2 separate regions of the Homo sapiens genome follow, and region 2 is linked to region 1. Evidence: chromatin loops called from intact Hi-C (ENCODE). Cell type or tissue: dorsolateral prefrontal cortex. All regions are shown on one strand. Links, peaks and the distances in the headings refer to the core of each region. The heading gives the core; the rest is flanking DNA.

The links. Peaks named below come from ENCODE experiments on the same cell type or tissue, not always from the same donor. Only the 100,000 strongest peaks of a DNase experiment are listed, where the experiment ranks them.
Region 2: it touches region 1 in a loop (2.8-fold over the local background); 49 of 110 quality-filtered maps call a loop at or near these places.

What each region holds. Positions count from the first base shown.
Region 1 is chr9:33,812,212-33,815,113 of GRCh38, forward strand. All of the region lies in intron 1 of UBE2R2-AS1 (UBE2R2 antisense RNA 1), which reads right to left. Among named protein-coding and RNA genes, the nearest start is that of UBE2R2, 3.5 kb to the right of the region's middle. In dorsolateral prefrontal cortex, for the core only: CTCF peaks have their summits at 1,660 (motif pointing right) and 1,864; a DNase peak (open chromatin) is centred at 2,195; H3K4me3 peaks cover 1,178 bases; H3K27ac peaks cover 2,478 bases.
Region 2 is chr9:33,923,648-33,926,549 of GRCh38, forward strand. UBAP2 (ubiquitin associated protein 2) reads right to left here. Exons shown (of 29, transcript NM_001370062.2): 23 at 559-637; 24 at 148-353. Among named protein-coding and RNA genes, the nearest start is that of SNORD121B, 9.3 kb to the right of the region's middle. RefSeq lists an enhancer at 1,469-1,708. In dorsolateral prefrontal cortex, for the core only: CTCF peaks have their summits at 1,722 (motif pointing right) and 1,921; a DNase peak (open chromatin) is centred at 1,694; H3K27ac peaks cover 2,223 bases.

The DNA of each region.
Region 1 (2,902 bases), core at 263-2,762:
AACAAATACTAACCAACTGAATCCAACTGCACATCAAAAAGATAACATGCCAGGATCAAGTGGGATTTGTCCCAAAAATGCAGAGGTAGTTCAACATACACAAATCAACAAAGACGACACATCACATCAACAGAAAGAAGGACAAAAACCATAAGGTCATTTCAAGAGATGTAGAAAAAGCATTTGATACAATTCAAAATCTCTTCATGATAAAAACTCTCAAACTAGGCATTGAAGGAGTGTATAATACCTCAACATAATAAAGCCTACATATGACAAACCCACAGTTAACATCATACTATCATAGCTTTCAGCTTTTCCTCTAGGAACTGGAACAAGACAAGGATGTCTATTTTCGCCACTCATATTCAACACAGTACTGGAAGTCTTAGCCAGAGCAATCAGGCAATAGAAACAAGCAAAAGATATCCAAATTGGAAAAGAGAAAGTAAAATTGTCCCTCTATGCAGATGACATGATCTTGTATTTACAAAAACCTAACAACTCCAGCAAAAGCTCTTAGATCTGATAAATAAGTTCAGTACAGTTGTAGGATATGGCCAGGCATGGTGGCTCACGCCTGTAATCCCAGCATTTAGGGAGGCCAAGACGGGAGGATCACCTAAGGTCAGGAGTTCAAGACCAGCCTGACCAATACAGTGAAACCCCATCTCAACTAAAAACACAAAAATTAGCCGGGCATGGTGGCATGTGCTTGTAGTCCCAGCTACTCAGGGGGCTGAGACAGGACAAGCGCTTGAACCCAGCAGGCAGAGGTTGCAGTGATCCAAGATTGCTCCACTGCACTCCAGCCTGGGCTGCAGAGCAAGACTCTGTCTCAAAAAAAAAAAAAAAAAGTTGTGGGATAAAAAAATCAACATACAAAAATTAGTAGCATTTCTATACACCAGTAATAACTAGCCGAGAAAGAATTCAAGAAGGAAATCCCATTTATAATAGCTACAAGAAAATAAAATACTTAGGAAAAAAATTTAACCATGTTGAAAAAAGTTTCACCATGTTGGCGAGGCTGATCTCGAACTCCTGACCTCAAATGATCTGCCTGCCTCAGCCTCCCAAAGTGCTGGGATTACAGGCATGAGCCGCTGCGCCTGGCCAACTTTTTGAAATTTAATATGTTAACATATATGTAAAACTTGGACACTACTCTTAAGGAGCCACAGTCTTCCTCTAAAATTAGTAGTGGGCCTGCCATGGTGGCTCACACCTGTAATCTCAGCACTTTGAGAGTTTGAGGTGGGCGGATTGCTTGAGCTCAGGAGTTCAAGACCAGCCTGGGCAACATAATGAAACCTTGTCTCTACTAAAAATACAAAAATTAGTCCGGTGTGGTGGCACTGCGCCTGTAGTCCCAGCTACTCCGGGGACTGAGGTGGGAGGATTGCTGGAACCCAGGAGGCGGAGGTTGCAGCGAGCCAAAATCATGCTACTGCACTCCAGCCTGGGTGACAGAGCAAGACTCTGTCTCAGTTAAAAAAAAAAAAAAAAAAAAAAGAAGAGGAAGAAGAAGAAGTACCCTGGTTGGAAAGTACCAGGTGATGCCTGACACTGAGCGTTAAGCGCTCTGTTTTCTTTTTAAAAAAAAATATTATTTTTTAAATTTAAATTTTGAGTGCTGTTTTTCTTTACCACCAGAGGGCACCAATCAGGCAAGTCAATCTACATGCCATTATGAAACAATATGAGAAAGCTCTAGGAAGCTGTTTCTAGCATTCATTCTTTTTAACAAATATGTTTTGAGCACTTAATATGTGCCAAACATTGGAGTAGCTGGTGTAGAGTTTTGGAATTTATAGTCTTGAGCACCTACTATGTGCTTGAGAGAACAGATAGGCATGGGGATAGAGGGTAGGGTTCAATTTGTGATTTTGTGATTACTCATTGTCTTCCTGTCCTTGGCCATGAGTCTCTTGAGAACAATTACTTAGTGTCTACTTTGTGTCAGATGGTGTGCCTGTTGCTGAGGATTCAGGCATGAATAAGACACAGTGGCAGTCTACTAATAAACAATGTCTTACTGGCTAGAATAAAAACACATGAGCTAGTTCTGTGGAATTCCAGTTCCTGTGACCTGAGAATAAACAGCCTTGATTATAAAACTCATTAACGCATTGAGCTTCCAACCTCCCAGCATAGAGGCATGCCCGCAGTGGATGCTTAGTGAGTTTGTGAGTTGACATGAGCCCAGGGGGCCGCTTCTGGTCTGAGTGCCAGGTATACGTTCCAGTGGGTTAGACTAGGGCTTCATCACCCTCCAGGTCAGGGTGGGGCTGTGATGAGTTTTTGTGGGTGAAATGCTTTGAAGATGACCTTTCTACCTATTTATCTGCTCACCGCCTTGCTATTAAAGGTGTCAACATCATCTTTCACATTTCCGGGTCAGCAATCCTCTTGTCCCTAAATTGACTGGTACTGGAGGGAAAGACAGAATGGGACATAAACCATCATTTTGATAAGAGGGGCTGCATTCACTAGGATACTCCCTCTTCTCTGAGGGGAGCTCTAATTCCAGTAGAGTTCGGTCTCAAGACCTGGACAGTAGCGTTGGCGGCTAGAAAAGGATGTTTTAAAACACTGAGACCTCGTCTTTTACAGGAAAAAAAAGGCCAAAAAAAAAGGAGGGGGGGCTGCTTAAGTGTGGATTGTGTAGAGTGACTCCATTCCAAAGAGTACAGTATAGAAAAGGGGAGGAAGGGGCAGAGTAACTTTACAGTAGAAAGACTTGACACACTTCCTCAGCCAGACAATCAAGGTCAACATCAACATTGCTAAGTCATGTTGCTATTTGTGCCCTTAATATGATGTGATGAAATGGCATTTCACCTCTGTGATCTTACCCTCAAAAACTCATAATCCCAGTCTAATCATGAGAAAAGCATCA
Region 2 (2,902 bases), core at 240-2,739, 110 kb after region 1:
CTTGTCCCCAGCCTGAACAGTTTCTGAAGACCAGGTAAGACGGAGTGGAATCACAACCCTCCCTCCCTGCTGGAAGATAGGTCCCAGGTTTCCACCTGCCAGCAACCCAAGGCCAGGAGACACAGTCACACCCTCTGAAATACTCACAAACATGGTGGGGCCATACTGGAAGGCACTGGGCATGCCTGTGTAGTAGGGAAGACCAGTGTAGCTATAGCCAGGTGGCAGTGCAGGATTCACGAAGGGCTGCTGGGCTGTGTGGTGGGTCTGTGATTGGCTCTGCTGTGGCTGAGCTGGTGTGGTAGCGGGTGCAGGGGATGCAGAGTCCCCACGGCCAAACTTTGTGACATCACCTAGGAAAGAGCACTGACTCCAGCCACTGCCCTTCCTCCAACCAGAGAAAGGCCACACTGGCTTCTGCAAACAGGAACAGGTCTGGCTGCCAGCTCAGCACAGGCTACTAAGAGGCCTCTCTCAGCTTGCTGTTGCTGCTTCCCAGCTCCTGGAGTTCGCGCTAGGCCGGCCCCGGGCTACTCCTCATCCATTGAGCAAACTCACCTGGATATGGATTATTAGCTAGGCTCCCATCTCGGCTGGCAAGCGCTGTGGGTGCAGCAAAGGGAATTCCATAGTAGTCCTAGGAGAGACCAGGGAGGCTTGATCAGCGACTGGCCCTGCTTGACTCCCAGGAGAGCAGAACCAGCACATGGAAGTGGTGACGCCACACTCCTGAAACAGACTCCATGCCTGAGAGCCAGCAGTCCCAGGGAACGCCAAGTAAATGGTGCCCCTCGGAAGAGTGTGCAACTAGGCGGCCTGCCTAACACATAAGCACACAGACCGGCCAACCCTGCAGCTTCACCAGGCAGAGCTGCTGGAGACCAAGCCTCACACATCCATTTGACACCACAGGCAGGTGCTTGTGTGAATGCCTCGGGCTGAACCAACTTCGCTGGCTTTTCTGTGTGAGAGACTAGAGCAGCTAGGAAAGCTGACTAAACAGAGCAGACCTGAAAAAGGAGGCAACAGAAGTGCAGGGGCCTGAAAGGTTTAAGGGGGGACAGGGGGCAGTGCCAGGTAGGCACGGGAATAAGCAGGACCCCAGGTGAAGCCCAGAACTGGCCTGTCACCACCTACACTGCTCTCAAAACACTGACATGGCCTAGGACAAGCTTGTCCAACCCACGGCCCATGACAGCTTTGAATGTGGCCCAACACAAATTCGTCTTTCTTAAAACATGAAATTTGTTTGCAATTTTTTTAAGCTCATCAGCTATCTTTAATGTTAGTGTATTTTATGTGTGGCCCAAGACAATTATTCTTTCAATGTGGCCCAAGGAAGCCAAAACATTGGACACCCCTGGCCCAGGACTTGGGGGAAGTATGGCAGATACAACAAAGTGTGGAGACAGAGACGGCAAAGCACAGTGGAGCTTCGTGGAGGAGGGGAGGTCTGACCTGACCCTCACTCACCATCCAGGGCCTCGCACTCCTGGACACACCTGGCCCCTGAGGAAAGGCAAAGCCCTTGGGCTGTGCCCGATCCCAGAAAGGAGCCATCCTGGCTGGGAATGGCACTCACACCCTCCAGGAAACCTCCCGGAAACCCATAGCAGCCTAGAACCCCCGGAAGAGGCAGAGCTGGGAACACACAGAGCTGCACAACTGAGGACGGGAGCAGAGAAAGCCCAGAAGGGGGAGCACTTTCACAGAACACGAGAATTCTCCAGGCAGGAACTAGGCTCACAAGCAGCAGAGGTGAACAAACAACCCGAGGGATAGAAAGAGCAACATATCTCAAAAGGTGGGCTCCAGAGGGTGTTTTCTCTAAGGCACAAAGTGATAAAAGCCAAAAGAGTGCTGTGAATAAGTGTGGAGACCACGGAGAGCCCCTGAAGCAGAATGAATCCCGGGGCTCAGCACCACCTCCTGCAGTTTGGGCCTTTGGCCGGCAGATTAAAGGGCTGCTGGTTTGCACAGTGGGGAGAAGCCGCTCCGCTCCCAGGCTAGGCCTCTGCTTCTGGAAATACGGCCAGCCAGTGGAAAGGGCTACTCTTCTGAAACAAGAGCAGCTCCGTCAGCTCTTTGTGGTGCAGCAGAGAAGGGAGCAACACCCACGGGGAAGAAGGCATCACTGCACAAGGGAGAAAGCCTCTTCCTCCAGCAACAGGAAAGACTGTATCCAGCAGAGGTGGTGTCCAAACTGCCTGCAACTCTCTGACAAGTGCCCTGGGAAATGGCAGAGCAAGAAGACAGTGGCTCCCAGGAGGAAGTCCTGCCCATGGGCAGGGCAAGGAGCGGGCCTATTCCCCTCTGTCCCCACAGTTCTGTTCATGTGGCTATCCCAGGAAAGGCCCACACTGCATTCTGGCACCAACGGTCAGAAGAAAGAGGCAACCCTGGTCTCAGAGTAAGGCTGCAACCACCAGGGACGTCCCAGGGCAGGCATTCTCACAAATCTAGATGGGAGGCCAGACCCAGAAGAGACCTTAAAGACCATCAGCTCAAGCCACTCACTCAGCTGATTGCAGAAGAGCAGTCACTGGCCATCTCAGACCAAAGACACTATATGGTACTCTGAGGAAGAGGAAGACAGTATAAAACTCCAGGGCCACGTAAGCAACCTCCATGTCTTGTGTCATATGGTTTTTCTTTTTAAAAAAGAGAGAGAAAACAAGATGGAGGAGGGAAGATAAGGACCAACATTTAACAGGGGACATGGCCTACCAGGGCCCCAGGTCCCAAAGGCCTTCATGTTTCCCAGGGATGAGCACTGGATACTCTGTGCTAAAGCTATGGTCACGCCTGGCACAACCGCCAGATGAAAACAGCTTTCTCAGTAGTGGTGCTGAGAGGTTCCTCAGGCAGAGGATCCTAAGGGCCAGAGAGTGTGGCAGCCAAG